3 separate regions of the Homo sapiens genome follow, and all the other regions are linked to region 3. Evidence: read pairs that join two places in POLR2A ChIA-PET (ENCODE). Cell type or tissue: MCF 10A. All regions are shown on one strand.

Region 1 (5,000 bases), 64 kb after region 3:
ATGGCTGAGAGAGTATAAGAGGTAAGAGAAACTAGACAGTCCAGCTGAATTAGCCTACTTGAGGTCCAAGCTAAGGCCATGAAACCCAAACCAGAAGAACAGAGAAGACAGGAAGGAGGCTGGGGGCTGAAGTTAGGGCAATGCCAGTTTGAGTAAAAGGAAAAGTGAAAAAGAGAAAGAGTGATAGGGAGCTATGGTCAAAGACGGTAATTCTGGGGTCTCAAATCCTGGAGGATAAACTGTTTCAAATTATCATGAAGGTTAAGACAATGTTATAAGTGACTGTAGACAAATTCTGGCATCCAAGCGGGGGCGGGAGAATTCAAGCATCCTGGACTATATCATACATTCCTACCAGCATCAGTCTTTGGAGACCACTTACTTGAGAATATGTCTCTGTTTACAAAAGCCAATCACACTGTCACTGGATCCCCTGGTATCTCCCACAGCACATGCTGGTGGTATGGCCATCTGAAGTTAGTAGAGACTGGCTGAGTGACCAAGTTCCCTGTCACCAGGGGTAGCAGGCCCACACAGAAACCAACGCTGTCTGACATCAGACTCTCCCAAAAGGGCTGCAAGTGCAGAAGGATGATATCATGATACAGTAGCATATTATAATTACAGGATGGACATTGTGAATTCTTTGACCACTCCACTGTGGTAAAAAGTGAAATCCAAACTTTACATCCAAGGCAAAATTAGCTTTCTTTTCTTGGCTACTGAACTCTAATTAATTGAACTAAGACAAAAACATCATTAAGCACTACTCACTAAACTTATAATTTTTTTTTCAGGATTAAGATATAAGAGTATTTCATCATCATTTTAGCTGCTACCTTTAGCATAAGCATGTTCTATCATCTTAAAGGGATAATTTAATTTTTAAGAGACTGTAGCAACTAGAAACAAGGATTAAACAGAAGCAATGGTTGCAGAGAACATATAAAATGAGAATACAACTTGTAAAAAAAAAGTCTAACTTGTTAAAACAAGTGATATAAAATTGAGACATTTAAAAATTGAACCCATGTAACAAGCCTGCACATGTACCTCCTGAATCTAACGTAAAAATAAAACAAAAATTGACATTTTCATATTCTGATTACATTCCAACATCAAATAAAATATCCAGCTATGAAAAGGTCATTTTTCATTAAAGACACCCAAGGAATAGTTCTTTATGCTAATGAAAAATACTTGAAAATTTTAAAAAGAGGAACCAAACCATCTAAAAATTAGATTGTTAAGCCATAGGCATATTGATACTTATCAAGCACTGTGCATCTTTTTCCAAATAGAAATTGTATAAAATGCCAGGTGCAGTGGCTCACGCCTATAATCCCAGCACTTTGGGAGGCCAAGGCAGGCAGATCACGAGGTCAGAAGATTGAGTCCATCCTGGCTAACATGATGAAACCCCATCTCTTCTAAAAATACAAAAAATTAGCCGGGCGTAGTGGCACATGCCTGTAGTCCCAGCTACTCGGGAGGCTGAGGCAGGAGAATTGCTTGAACCCAGGAGGCAGAGGTTGCAGTGAGCCAGGATTGCACCACCGCACTCCAGCCTGGGTGACACAGCGAGACTTTGTCTCAAAAAAAAAAAAAAAAAAAAAAAAAAGAAAAGAAAAGAAAAAGGAAAGAAAGAAAAAGGAAAAAAAAAAGAAATTGTATAAAAATATCTGTTTCAATGAAAGGAAGAAGAGATACAAATAAGACCACAAAAAAACCATTAACCCCAAGATTATATATGTATAACTCAACCCCTCCACCAAAGTATTCTATAATTAAGTAATTCATGCATCAGGACCAATGTCTTGCCTCTTTGACAATTTATGAACATTAACTGGGAAGGTTTTTGTTATATATATTCTACTGCATACTGTTCAAAGGGATCCAGAAAAGTAATACCTAACAAATAACCCATTTATTAAGTATGTTCTTTGTATAACAGAAGAGTATCCGGCAAAGTACCTATTCTGGAGCTCATCACAGAGGTTAACAAGATAAATTTAGAAGTTATCCAAACATATTTGATAAGGTGGTAAGAGTGAGTGGCATGATTCACAGACAAGGCAGAACAAGAAGAAAAAGGACCCAAGGCCAATCTCTCTGAAACAGTGGTTCCCAGGTTTTAGGGAGCTTCTTAAATGACTACCAGACTCCATTCCTTGAATCTGATTCAGAGTGTTTGGTGTGGGGCCCAAGCAAATGGGTTTCGTAATAGGTACTACAAATGATTCCAAAAGCAGGTACTGTCTGGAAAAGCCTTTGAGAAAAACTACCCTAGATCATAAAAGGAAAAATGGATAAATTGGACCTTACCAAAATTAAAAACCTTTGCTCTACAAAAGATCCCATGAAGAGGATGAAAAGACCAGTTACAGACGGGGAGAAAATGTTTACATATTTGAATAAGCTCTGTGGATTGTACTAATGTCTATGTCAGGGTTTTGATACTGTACTATAGTTTTGTAAGATGTTACCTTTGGGGGAAACAGTGAAATGTACACAGTACCTCCCTGTACATTTTTGGGCAACTTCCTGTGAATCTATAATTATCTTAAAACAAAAAGTATTTTTTAAAAATGACTCTCTCTCTCTGTCTCTCTCTCTCTCTCACTGGTAACAAGCCGGTAGGTTATACTGCGGCCTGAAATACATTTTATTCTAAAGGGCTTAAGTCCAGCAAAGGTTGGCAACTCACAACCTGTGAAATATTTAATGATGACAACCTGAATTGGACAGATATTCTCTCCAACTCCATATTCATTCAGATTCAACTGCAAAAGTTGATGTTGTTGTCATTATTATTACTATTTCATTTTCTAAAGTATTATTATGACAGGTACCATAGAAATTGAGTAAATGATATGACTTCAGACATATATGGTAATTAGCATTAAGAACTGTTATGAAAATATTTCCATTTTCTTCCTATTAATGTAATACTGAGTGAACATTCAGTCTTTAAGACTATATGATTAGTATTATTAAATAGCTGAATAAAGTAAATTATTCAACTCTTGAGAAAAAAAAACTGCCACTAGAGAACTATTACTGTCTCAATATGTAAAGCATGAGGCAAGAGTATTTTCAGTGTCTCTAGAATTGTGTCTACTGTGAATAATATTACTAATGATAATTACTAGTGCTTATAGAAGAATTATCATGTGCCAGATACTGTGCTAAGCTCATCATCCTAAGTAGATCAGCTTAACATTCACAACAACGCATGAGGTGGGTACTGTCACTAAAGACTCAAAAAATAGTGAGATTAAATAGCCTGTCCATGGCCAGATCCCTTCTGATGCCAAAGTTCAGCCTCCAGGTACTGAACATCGACTGAAATCTCCCTCCCTGCCCATGTGTCATCACCTCCTTAACATTTCCAGAGGCTGAGGGATCCCCAGGATGATGCTCTGAGTCATGTGAGTGAAATCAAAGACACTGACGTCTGATGAGATTTTTAATCTGACACTAAACATTTCAATGACTAAAGTAATAATATCCCCAGTAATTCTGGATGAAATAGCATTGAAAGCAGAACTGCCAGAAATGAAGGGGTCCTACTCTCAGATGGTTGAGAAGCCTCAGCAAACACAGAGGATGCAGCCATAATAAAATAAGGCCAAGTAAAACCCATGAAAATGGCCACAGTTTTCAGAGAGCAAGGCTGGTTCGCAGGAATTAGATATTCAGCATTGGAAGTTGGTTGCCACCCGATTTCTAACTTCACCTTTACTGTGTATTTCATTTCTGAAGCAAATTCAAGGATTCTTTTTTAAAGGGGAAGAAGCAAATTCCAAACCTATCCAAGCCTGAAAAAACTCCACTTCCCATTTCTGCCCTCAGAATATCGAACAGGTTTCTTGAATCAGCTGTTTTGAAGGTACTTGAAGAATTGTAACAAGTAGAAAATAAGAATGTAAAGTTCCCAATATTACAAAAATAATTACCATCTAGGCAGTACACCATGGGGTGTTTCTACTCAGGCCATCAGGAATTAGCTTTGTATAATTGCTTGATATCCAGTGTCGGTTGCAATTACAAATTATCTGAAAGTTTTAAAAGAGTCAGGTGTTCTGAGTTATTCTGAAGTGTTTCTCAGAGACAGGAGTTCAGCGTATACACGAGTACATCTGAGGCCCAGTAACAGGTCCTACCCCCACTACACAGAATGGAAAGGTACTGCGAGGGATATTTCTGGGGTACTGCTTTTGAAAGACCAATTGGGAGCTGTTACCAGAATAAAGTACTGGGCTGAGTAGAAACCTCAATATTCTGGTAATAAGAAAAAAAAAAACAGCATGTGATTTCAAGACAGTAAAAACAATAAGCAAAATGTAACATGTTACTTAAATGCTAAGAGTAATGAGCTAGGTAACTGTTTCCTCCTCTATAAAGGAATAATAATAGCAGCTAATGATTATTTTGTGAAGTGTGACAGTGTTCTACTCACCTTTTGATTTAGCCATCACGACTACCTTATAGTACAGGTTCTATTATCCCATCTTACATATGAAGAAATTGAGGCTCAGATAGGTTCAATAGCTTATCCAAGATCATGCTGCTGGTTGAACCACAGCTGGGACAAGCACTTTTGAGTCCAGAGCCTTCCCCTCTCTTTAACCTTGGTGCCCTATGTCTCTGGGATTAGTAATTTCCAAACTTGTTTACTTCCTGGAAGTCAAGGTACTCATGAGAAACATAATTTGAGAGTCAGAGGATGAGGGTCAAAAAAGAAAAAAAGCAATAATTGATATATTAAATTTAAAGTTAAAATATACCTTTAAGATGTTATAAAAATATATCTTCATTATCTTAGACCAGATTCTAGAATAAGCAGCAAAATATAGCAAATGTTTAAGAAAAATGTATAGGAAAAGCTTCAAATAGAGGAAAGCTATAATATTATTTTGGCTAAGTGAGAAAAGATATTATTGTTTTACCCAGTTTATGGATCTGAGCAGCAAAACACCTGTGTCTAGTTTCTATGG
Region 2 (5,000 bases), 64 kb before region 3:
CATGTTGACCAGGCTGGTTGAAGTAACATTACTTTAGAAGAGCAATTCATTAGACTGTCCAGCCTTGCAAATTTTTGTTTGCTCAAGGCAGGTAACAATTTATGCTAAGCATGTTGTAAAAATGCTAATTTCAAGTATTTTATCTGCTATGTGCCTTCGAAAAGACGATAAAATTTGCTGAGTCTGATATATTTAAAGCCTTGTTGAAATGCAGCACTTTAATCATTAGACATACATCAAATAGGACTTATGTCAAATAAAACATAGGCTTTAAAAGTTTTAGACTACTTAAATAAGTTTTTTATTTATTTATTTTTGAGATGGAGTTTCACTCTCATTGCTCAGGCTGGAGTGCAATGGCATGATCTCAGCTCATTGCAACCTCCACCTCCTGGGTTCAAGTGATTCTCCTGCCTCAACCTCCCAAACAGCTGGGATTATAGGCGCCCGCCACCACGCCCAGCTAATTTTTGTATTTTCAGTAGAGATGGGGTTTCGCCTGTTGGCCAGGCTGGTCTCGAACTCCTGACCTCATGATCCACCCACCTCGGCCTCCCAAAGTGCTGGGATTATTTTGAGCCACCGCGCCCGGCCAGCCTGTCGTTTAAATGTTAATGTTCTCTACAGCAGCAGGAGCACCACTGACCATTTTATTCTGACTGCATTGCAACTCGTCAACATCTATAACTGCCCTGATATGCAGGGGCATCCATCTTCCTCTCTAGCCTAGACCTGTCTTCTGAGCTCTAGACATAAATATCTAATTGCCTGTAAAATGCCCCACAGACACCTCAATCTCCACAGAAATCCATCATCAAATACCTAAAGCAAACCAGCTCCTCTTGTAGTCCCACCTTGGGGACAATAACTTTCACATACCCAGTTATCCAAGCAAAAACCCTGGACTGTCTCGACTCTGTGTCCTTGTCCCTCTCTAACATTCCGCTGATCTCCAAGCCATGCTGATTCTCCCTCCTGGGTGTCTTTGAAATGTATTCCCTCCTTCCACCAATGCTGGCATGGCACTTCCTCAGTTTAGAAATATCTCAAATGTACAAGCTATTCTCAAATTATCTCAAATACCATAAGAATCTGTCCAACTAGCCTTGCCTCCCAATTCCACCTACCCTCCATACTGTACCAGAGTAATCTTTCTAATATGCAGAAATATGCTGTAATAGTTCTAATTTCTGGCATTATCATTTACCAGTTAAAATTGTTAACTGATAGGATAAATCCAAAACCCTCTGTGGAGTCCCTGATGAGCTGGTTCTTGCCTACTTAATCAGCTACTCTTAAGAGTAATTCTTCCTTCTTCATCTCCTACTTCTTCCACTATGAACTACCTGCCATTCTCCAGACACCTCTCCAACGGCCTAACCATGAATAACAATTTGTTAGAAAGGAAAGAACTGTCAGTAAACTTAAATACCTTAAGCAAAGGCTGCTGTGGTTTCCAAAAGGGAGTCCACACTTAGAGGTGACGGGAATAGATGGCCAGTGGGGGTGCGACTACGCCGAGGGGAAGGCATGGACACACACGGGGATGTGAACATCACCAAAATGCTGGGATGACACACAGCTGCAAGCACTGAATTATCTACTGGATAGGCTGTAACGGTCTATTTGAAACTTAATAGTTCCAAATTATTTTCACATCTTTTAAGGCTAAAATTGAGATTTTTTTGTAAAAATAAAAATAAAAAATCCAACAAAAATCTATTGAGGCTCTAACTTTAGATGCAAATAAATATGTGTTGACAAGAGAGGGAAATATGTTAACCCCAAGGAAGCACAGTTGATCAAATTTTGCTTTATTTTACTTTTATCATGTTAGCATCAGACCCTTCCTTGTGAGCGGCTGCTGTCTACTCAGGCCAGGTTCAAGGTCTGATTCCTCCAAGAAGCCTGATCTGTGGCTCTGCTCTCAACTCAGGGATCTGCCATTCCTCTGAGCAACCAGAGCCCGGGAAATGTGCACCACCATGTACTGCTCTGAATGTACTACGGTGTGCTCCATTTCACTGTTTCCTGCTCATCTCATGAATCAGATCACGAGCTTGCTGGGAACATGGCCAGGGCTACTTTAACCTTGGTGTTCTGTACCTTGCACAATACCTAGCATATAGTCACCCGAATGGAATACAATGAATAAGGGAATGAACAAATGAATAACTGTTGTAAAATTTCTCTTCATAATTATTTCTAATCTCACCTGAAGCCCGACCCGAGATCTTTATTTACCATTCTCTGTTTCACCTACAAGCAAATAAAAGCAAGCAAGCAGGCAAGCAAGAAACAAATGCATTTTCTTGTTTTTCTTAGTAAAGCTTGACTTCTAACTCTAAGCCTCCATCATTAAATACATCTGAAGGAATCATTGCAACACTTAGGGGGACAAGAATGTATTTTATATGTTTACAAGATGACATTTGAATGTTTACTTGACCAATATTTTGATCTTTCTGATTCACGATACTTTCAGAATAATGATTTGGAAGACCAATTAACGTCAACTGAGTGTTCGACCGATCCATGACATGAGAAGGGTCCAGGGAAAGCCATTAAAATGTTCTTCTAAATAAAGCCCTCTGAAGACTGGCAGAATCGTAGCGGATTTTCACGCTCATGCTCCTGAGACCCCTGGCTTTATACTGGAAGCAGCATATGCCCCTCAGCTGACAGTGTTTTATGGATAATGCAGAAAGTGTGGCCCATATAACAACATCCATGACATGAAACTTAACACTGAAAATACGCCGACAGTTCAGGGACGTAAAACACGGTGACACGGTGTAAGTCTACTTTTTAGGGACCGAGGGAAACTGTTCAAGCAGGATCTGCTCCACGCGGAGAACCACTTACCCAGGATTTGCTTGCTCCTTCACTCTGATCCAAGGCACCAGGAAGTGAATAATATTTTATATAGACACCGAGTTCTCACAAAATCACATAACGACATTGAATTCTTAAAGGAGTTAAGTCAGTGCATTTATAGACTAAAGAAAATACTTACTTCTAAGGAACTACTCAGTTGAAAAAAGCATAAGCACAGCTCTAAAGGATTTTTATCAGAAATTTCAACTTTGATATAGATACATAGGGATTTGATTAGTATTAATAAGATCAACTCTATAATATATATTGAAATATAAAAGTCTAGTTCAGGGAGCATAACTTAGGAAGAAAACCTCAAGAGTGCAAATCAGAAAAGAAAAAAATGAGTGATAGTAATCAGTAATTTTAAACAGATTAAGATGTAAGTGGGAAAAATATTAAGTGTGGAAGATCTAGTACATTTTTAAAAAATATTCACTATTGGACTGAATATATCCTGGAACACATTTCAGATGTATAGGTCAAATAAATGCATAATTCTTTTTTTAAAATGAGGGGCTACCTTATAAATGACCTTAGAGAAGCATTAAGTGTTCAATTGGCCAAAATTACCATTATACGCTTACAAGCAAGTTTGGTTTATTTTCACTCTTACCTTGAAATTTTGGGGAAGAAAAGTAGTAAAATCTAATACTGACACTGCAGTCTTTTGGGGGAAATTCTGCAAACTGTACTATCCCCATGACTAGCCACCTCCCTGCCAGCCCCCCATCTTTTGATCTTTCATCTTACAGGGTTGGGAGTGTGTCATGTACATGCAAACACACACTCTTTGCCTACCTGAGACAGTGACTGTCGGAGCCGTGCCATCTGCGTGCTGTGGCCTTTACTGTGATCCTGCTCGGAAACCATCTGCTTCAGCTTCTCCTTCTCTATAGCTATGCTATTAAATGCAGACTTCAAAAGAGAATGCACTGGGTGGGGAGAAAAGTGAGAAAAAACTGTCAGATATGTGCAGAAAGAATACACAACATTATAAATTTCTCCAGACTTTCACTCACAAATAGGCATTTTTTGGAAAGGCTATGTAATAGTCTAATTAAAAATCAGCCTTCAAAAGGAATCTTTATCAGGATATCTATACTCCACACAAATATTACAATGGCAATTGATCAGAGTGAAAAATTTGTTTTTTATACCAGACAGGCCAACAAAAATCTGGAAGTAGCATGTAAAATATCAAGATCAATGCAAAGTATCAATATTTAGAAATTAACTTATAATCCCTAGAAAGAATAGGGAACAAGTTTACTTGCCATATTTGATTATCATATTTGAGCAGTTCTGTGTAGCATAAAGTCTCACATAAATAATTTAGAACTATCCAAAAATATTCTCCAAAAGCATGCACCCAAAAAGAGCATTTTATGCATTCTGCCAACATAAAACAGGTGGCTGATCAAGAAGTTTTGACTGGTTCTCTTGGAGGTAGGAAATGATATGCCTTTAAGAACAGCACTTGCGTTGCTTTCTCAGACAGGAATATCTTGTTGTTAAAGTGCTTTGATTTAAAAGCAACAATAAAAACAACACCCCCTCCCCATTTCCTACATACCTAACAAATTAGCATTGGTAAAATCTGAGGCAGTCTTCAATCGTGAACTACAGAAAGGGTGACTTTCCAACATCTATTTTTATAATAACAGAGTTTCTATAATATGCAAAGTATTCTAAAATAGGTATTTCCTTATTTGAGAAAGGTATTTATAAAAGTGGAAATTTTTAGCATAAAATAGAGTGGCTGAATTACAGGGGGAAAATGGCAGGATCACAAGGGATTCACGATCTATTGATTTATGTGCTACATTCTGTCATCATCAATTTAAAGGTAATAACTTGATAGCTGGATTACATTAATCCTGCTGGTAGCTCTAAAAGCAAGCTCTTCATCCATTTTAAAATAACGCTTCCAAAAAAGTTCATGCAATAGTCATAGAAAAGTTCTTTTGTTTCTTTGCCTAGCATAGAGAATTTGTGTGTCTGTTGAAAATATGTAGTTTCAATGGAGGCTTAAAAATTTTTTTTATTGTGTATGTATTTAAGGTATATAGTATGATGTTATAAGATACATATAAGTAGTAAAATGGTTAGCTTTAAAAAAT
Region 3 (5,000 bases):
GAAACTTCAACAATACCATTCTTAACCATTACAAATAAGACTACCACACAGATATACCACAATACATTTAACCATTCTTCTTTTGGGACGTTTAGGTTGTACTCAGTATATTTTGGAACAATGAGATTTATCACAAAAGAGTCTGTAATAGTTATACATTTAGTCTTGATCATTATAAAAATGACCCTTTTCATTCCTTTTAACACTTTTTGTTTTGCTTTATCTGATATCATCTCTTCCCTTTCTGCTTGCAAGTGATTAAATAAACTTTGTCCATCCTTCCCATTTAAACTTCCTGTATATTTTATATTATGTGTCCCTCTAGTAATGATCAGGTTGAATTGTTCAAAAAATCTAATTTTAGTGAAGTATTTCCAATTTCTATTTAATGTTTTAACTAATAATTGATCTTACCCCTGCCATATCATTTTGTACTTTCTATTTTTTTGGTTCTTCTTTGTTTCCTTTAATGCTTGATGGCTTTGCTTGGTAATCTGGCTTTTGCAGCATACTGACTTTCATATGGTTTTAATAGCCTTTTATATTTGACAATAATTTGAAAGATATAATTCTCCTTTTAAAGTTCTATTTCCATTTCCCTTTACATTTCTCTAAATCACGCTGGAATCTACAGTCTGTAAGTGACAGTTAAGAGTAAAATGGGACTGGGTGTGGTAGCTCATGCCTGTAATCCCAGCATTTGGGAGGATAAGTAGGATCACTTGAGGCCAGTAGTTCAAGACCAGCCTGGCCAACATGGCGAAACCCTGTCTCTACTAAAACTACACAAATTAGCTGGGCATGGTGACACACGCCTGTGATCCCGGCTATTCGGGAGGCTGAGGCACAAGAATCACTTGAACCCAGGAGGTAGAGGTTGCAGTGACCTGAGATCATACCACTGCACTCCCACCTAGGTGACAGAGCGAGACCCTGTCCCCGCTGCCCCCGCTGTAAACAGACAAAAAAAGCAGACCTTCATCCTGCCTCCCTTACCCTCTCTATGGCAGATACATCTGACAGCAATAAGTTAAGCACACCCTGAGAGTGACCCTATGGTCTAAGAAGAATGTGTGTCCACAGTCCCAAGCAAAGGAATAATGGAGTGATCCACCTGGAGTGTCACTCCTTGTCTATGAGGAACATCTGAACCCCCTGCCCATCCCTTGGAACGCTGCCACTTTTTCTAATTGGGACCTACAGGGATCTCAAAGTGTGAGGACAAATTGTAAGAAAAGCCAACTCCTTTTCTGTAAGTGAAGATAAGGTTTGTCATAATCAAAACTTGGCTAGATTTTCCTCAATTTGAGATATATAGCTTTCATAAAATTAGGGTTTAGTCCTCTATAGTTTGACATTGTATTATTCTGTTTGAAGCTAGTGTTTGGGTTATTGACAGTTTGTCTTTTTAAATATTTGCGTAACTATTTACAGAGAATTTGGAGGAACCTCATTAGAAAATCCTAGATGCAAGTTTCCTGATTTCAACTCATCAAGCCTCTAATCTCTCTCCACTCTTCTTAGGCCCCTTACTAAGTAAATGAATAAGACAAACCCTCATCCTTGATGTGGACAGCCATCAAACCTGATGGGTGGGAAAAGGGAAAAGAAAGAATGAAGAAGGAATCATATCTTTTACTTTGTTTAGCTCTACATCTGAATTTTGTATCTGAAGTAAGTTTTACAGTGAACTAAATATTGTAAAACACTTATTACTCTCATATTGACACAATTTAATGTAATCGTTACCAAAATCATAACAGGATTTTTAATGACTTGGCAATATTATTTTAAAGTTCATCTGGGCTACTCTGGATGCACTGCTTATGGGTTAACTTTGCTCCACAAGGAGCGAAAGAAAGAATAGAAAGAAACAAAACAAAGAAAGGAAGGAAGGAAAGAAAGAAAAAAAGTAAGTTCATCTGGAAGAGTAAACATATGAGAATAACAAAGAATATTCTAAAAAATAATGAAAGATACTTTACTTATCACACACTAAAGCTATTTAACAGCTTCCCTGGTTAATAGTAGTAGTACAGGGCCAGGAAAAGCAAATGGAACAGACAAGAATTCTAGAAACTAGTCTATGCAACGACAAAAAGGATCTTAAAAATATCAGTAAGAATATTATTCAGTGCAAAAAAGATATGAGCTATCAAGGCCATGAAAAGACATGGAAAAACCTTAAATGCATAGTAAGTGATCATTTCACCAGTAATAATTTTCCAAGACTTGTCAGTCACTTTTTGATTCATCACTTGGTTTCTGGCCTTTGCCAACATGTTTTGAAAGAAAGATTAGATAATGTCATAGCTCATATTTTAACAGAAAAATAATACTGGGAAATATGGTTTCAATGACTGCTAACAGATACCAATTGTCAGCACAGTGCTAAGACTTTTTGGCAACAATAAGACATAACAAAATATTTTGCCCTACTTTGTGACCTTAAATGATGACTCATAAATCCCTAGGTGTGTACAAATTCTTACTAAGGCACTATATGATTTCAACAGTACATGTCCTGTTCTCTGGAGCAATTTCCTGTCAAAACAACCATTTCTGCACTGAGTCAAGGCATTCTGAGGAGTTGGCTAAAGCAGACAAAATGACTTGGGTTAAAAATGTCCTTGAACCAACCCTTGTGCATTGCTGGTGGGAATAGAAAATGATGTAGGTCCTGTGGAGAACAGTACGGCAAAAAAAAAAAAACAAAAAAAAAAGCAACTAAAAATAGGCTGGGCATGGTGGCTCACACCTGTAATCCCAGCACTTTGGGAGGAAGAGGTGGGCAGATCACCTGAGGTCTCTAATAAAAATACAAAACATTAGCTGAATGTGATGGTACTTGCCTGTAATCTCAGCTACTCAAGAGGCTGAGGCAGGAGAATTGCTTGAACCTGGGAGGTGAAGGCTGCAGCGAGCTGAGCTCGTGCCACTGCACTCCAGCCTGGGCAACAAGAGCAAAACTCCATCTCAAACAAACAAAAAACTAAAAATAGATTGCCATATGATCCAACAATTCCACTTTTAGGTATATGCCCCAAAAGAACTAAAATCACAGGCTAAGATACTGTACAACCATGTCCATAGCAGCATGTAGCCAAAATGCGGAAGCAACCCAAGTGTCCATCAATGAATGAATGAATATATTTAAAAAAGGGTTATATCCATACAATGGAATATTATTCAGCCTTAAAAAGGAAGGAAATTCTGACACATGTAATGACACAGATGGACCCTGAAGGCATCATTTTAAAGTGAAATAAGCTAGGCACAAAAGAACAAAAAACAAATACTGTATGATTTCACTTATATGAGATATGAGGTATGCAAAGTAGTCAAATGTATAAAGACAGAAGGTAGAATGGTGGTTATCAGGGTCTGTAAGGAGGAGGAAATGGGAAGAGTTGTGTTTAGTGGTTACAGAATTTCACTTTGAAAGATGGAAAGGTTCTGGAAATGCATGGTGGTGATGGATACCAAACAATGTGAATGCACTTAATGATACAGAAGTGGACACTTCAAAGCAGTTAAAATGATAAATTTTATGCTACATATTTTACTACAATAAAAAGTTCCTGAATCACCAGCTATTATGACTTCTACAATATGCAGACATTAATTTTATACTATTTTGTGGTCAAGTTTCATCTTCTTTATGAAATCTTTCCAACCTATTAGACAGAATTGTCACGCCAATCTGCATTTCTTCTATACATACACATACATATATTTCTGAACATATACTGCACTGTATTTATTTGACTTGATTCTGTAAGATCCATGAAGGTGAGGAGTATGTCACTTTTCTCATCATAGTCAAATGTCATGAGCCACAAAAGCCATTCAGGTTGTTTACTGAGCTTATCACTTTAATTAGGACTTAAATCTTCCATCATTATATCCATTAAATAACATTGATTGTGCTTGCAGACTGTAGATATCCACCCTAATATTAGTTCTTTTTCTTTTCTAATTTTTTTGAGATGGTGGTCTCACTATGTTGCCCAAGCTGCTCTTGAACTCCTGGACTCAAGCAATCCTCTCACTTCAGCCTCCCAAAGTGTTGGGATTAGAGGCGTGAGCCACTGTACCCAGCCTAGTTCTTTAATTTTACTATATTTGCCTAAAGATAACCCAAAATAATCCACATGCTTTGTAGACTGGAGTTTCCTATCTGTTCAATAGTGAGCTGGAGAGAAAGACTGTACAAGGTTCAACATTCCCAAGATAAAATCTCTCAGTTGTCCTAAAAAAAAAGGCCTGCCAGACTGCTAACAGTACTATAGGGGCCTGAGGGACATTAGGAATAGGAAATAGATGCAGTAGCATTAATTCTTTCAAAACACCACTGATGGGTTAGCCTGGCCACACAGAATTATGGCACCTGGCACCTGATTTACTAGATACCATCTACTAATTACAACATCTCATGGTCAGGAATCTTAAGCAGAATTTTGAAAACCTGTCATCCTCCAGAATAGCAGTGTTTATGCAAGCCATTACCCACATATCAGGATGTCCAAAATTCTACTCGTGTTGGGCATTCGAGCATGAGTGTTGGTTTCAATTATTGCTCATTCATTGTTACATGAGAGAAGGAACAGCTGACATAACCGAGAATCCACTGCCAGGTCCCAGGTTCTGCAGCCTTGTGAACTCATTTAATTGGAGTGTGGTAACCTTGGCACGTATCTAGTGGTGAGCTGGAGCTGGCTTGCACTAGCTCAGGAGCTATGTGCATCTCTCCCCAGTTTAGGGCTTCAAAGACATTCCCCTGGGACCTTGAAATAGACTATGGTGGGAGTATCTATGCCATGTGAATGCTTCAAATCTGGGCTTTTTGTTTTGTTTTGTTTTGTTTTTAAGAGCTGATTGTTAAACATTTGCCAGTACACCAGTGTGTGTGGTGGTTTTCATTGTAGTGGTTTCTCTTGTAGTGGTTTTCATTTTTATTTTTACTCTAAAATATCCCATGGATTGCCTGGGTTTGAAGC

Evidence for each region. ChIA-PET counts read pairs that join two places held together with the same protein. Peaks named below come from ENCODE experiments on the same cell type or tissue, not always from the same donor. Only the 100,000 strongest peaks of a DNase experiment are listed, where the experiment ranks them.
Region 1: POLR2A ChIA-PET joins it to region 3 with 7 read pairs; 3 of 35 experiments call an interaction of 5 or more read pairs at or near these places.
Region 2: POLR2A ChIA-PET joins it to region 3 with 9 read pairs; 2 of 35 experiments call an interaction of 5 or more read pairs at or near these places.

What each region holds. Positions count from the first base shown.
Region 1 is chr2:178,232,020-178,237,019 of GRCh38, reverse strand. The region is part of intron 1 of OSBPL6 (oxysterol binding protein like 6); the gene reads right to left. Among named protein-coding and RNA genes, the nearest start is that of OSBPL6, 40 kb to the right of the region's middle. In MCF 10A, no CTCF peak of the experiment used is centred here; DNase peaks (open chromatin) are centred at 2,159 and 3,389.
Region 2 is chr2:178,360,494-178,365,493 of GRCh38, reverse strand. It overlaps OSBPL6 (oxysterol binding protein like 6), which reads right to left. Exons shown (of 25, transcript NM_032523.4): 13 at 3,679-3,812. Among named protein-coding and RNA genes, the nearest start is that of CHROMR, 51 kb to the left of the region's middle. RefSeq lists a silencer at 1,838-1,996. In MCF 10A, no CTCF peak of the experiment used is centred here; a DNase peak (open chromatin) is centred at 2,063.
Region 3 is chr2:178,296,419-178,301,418 of GRCh38, reverse strand. All of the region lies in intron 2 of OSBPL6 (oxysterol binding protein like 6), which reads right to left. Among named protein-coding and RNA genes, the nearest start is that of OSBPL6, 100 kb to the right of the region's middle. In MCF 10A, no CTCF peak of the experiment used is centred here; DNase peaks (open chromatin) are centred at 2,528 and 4,628.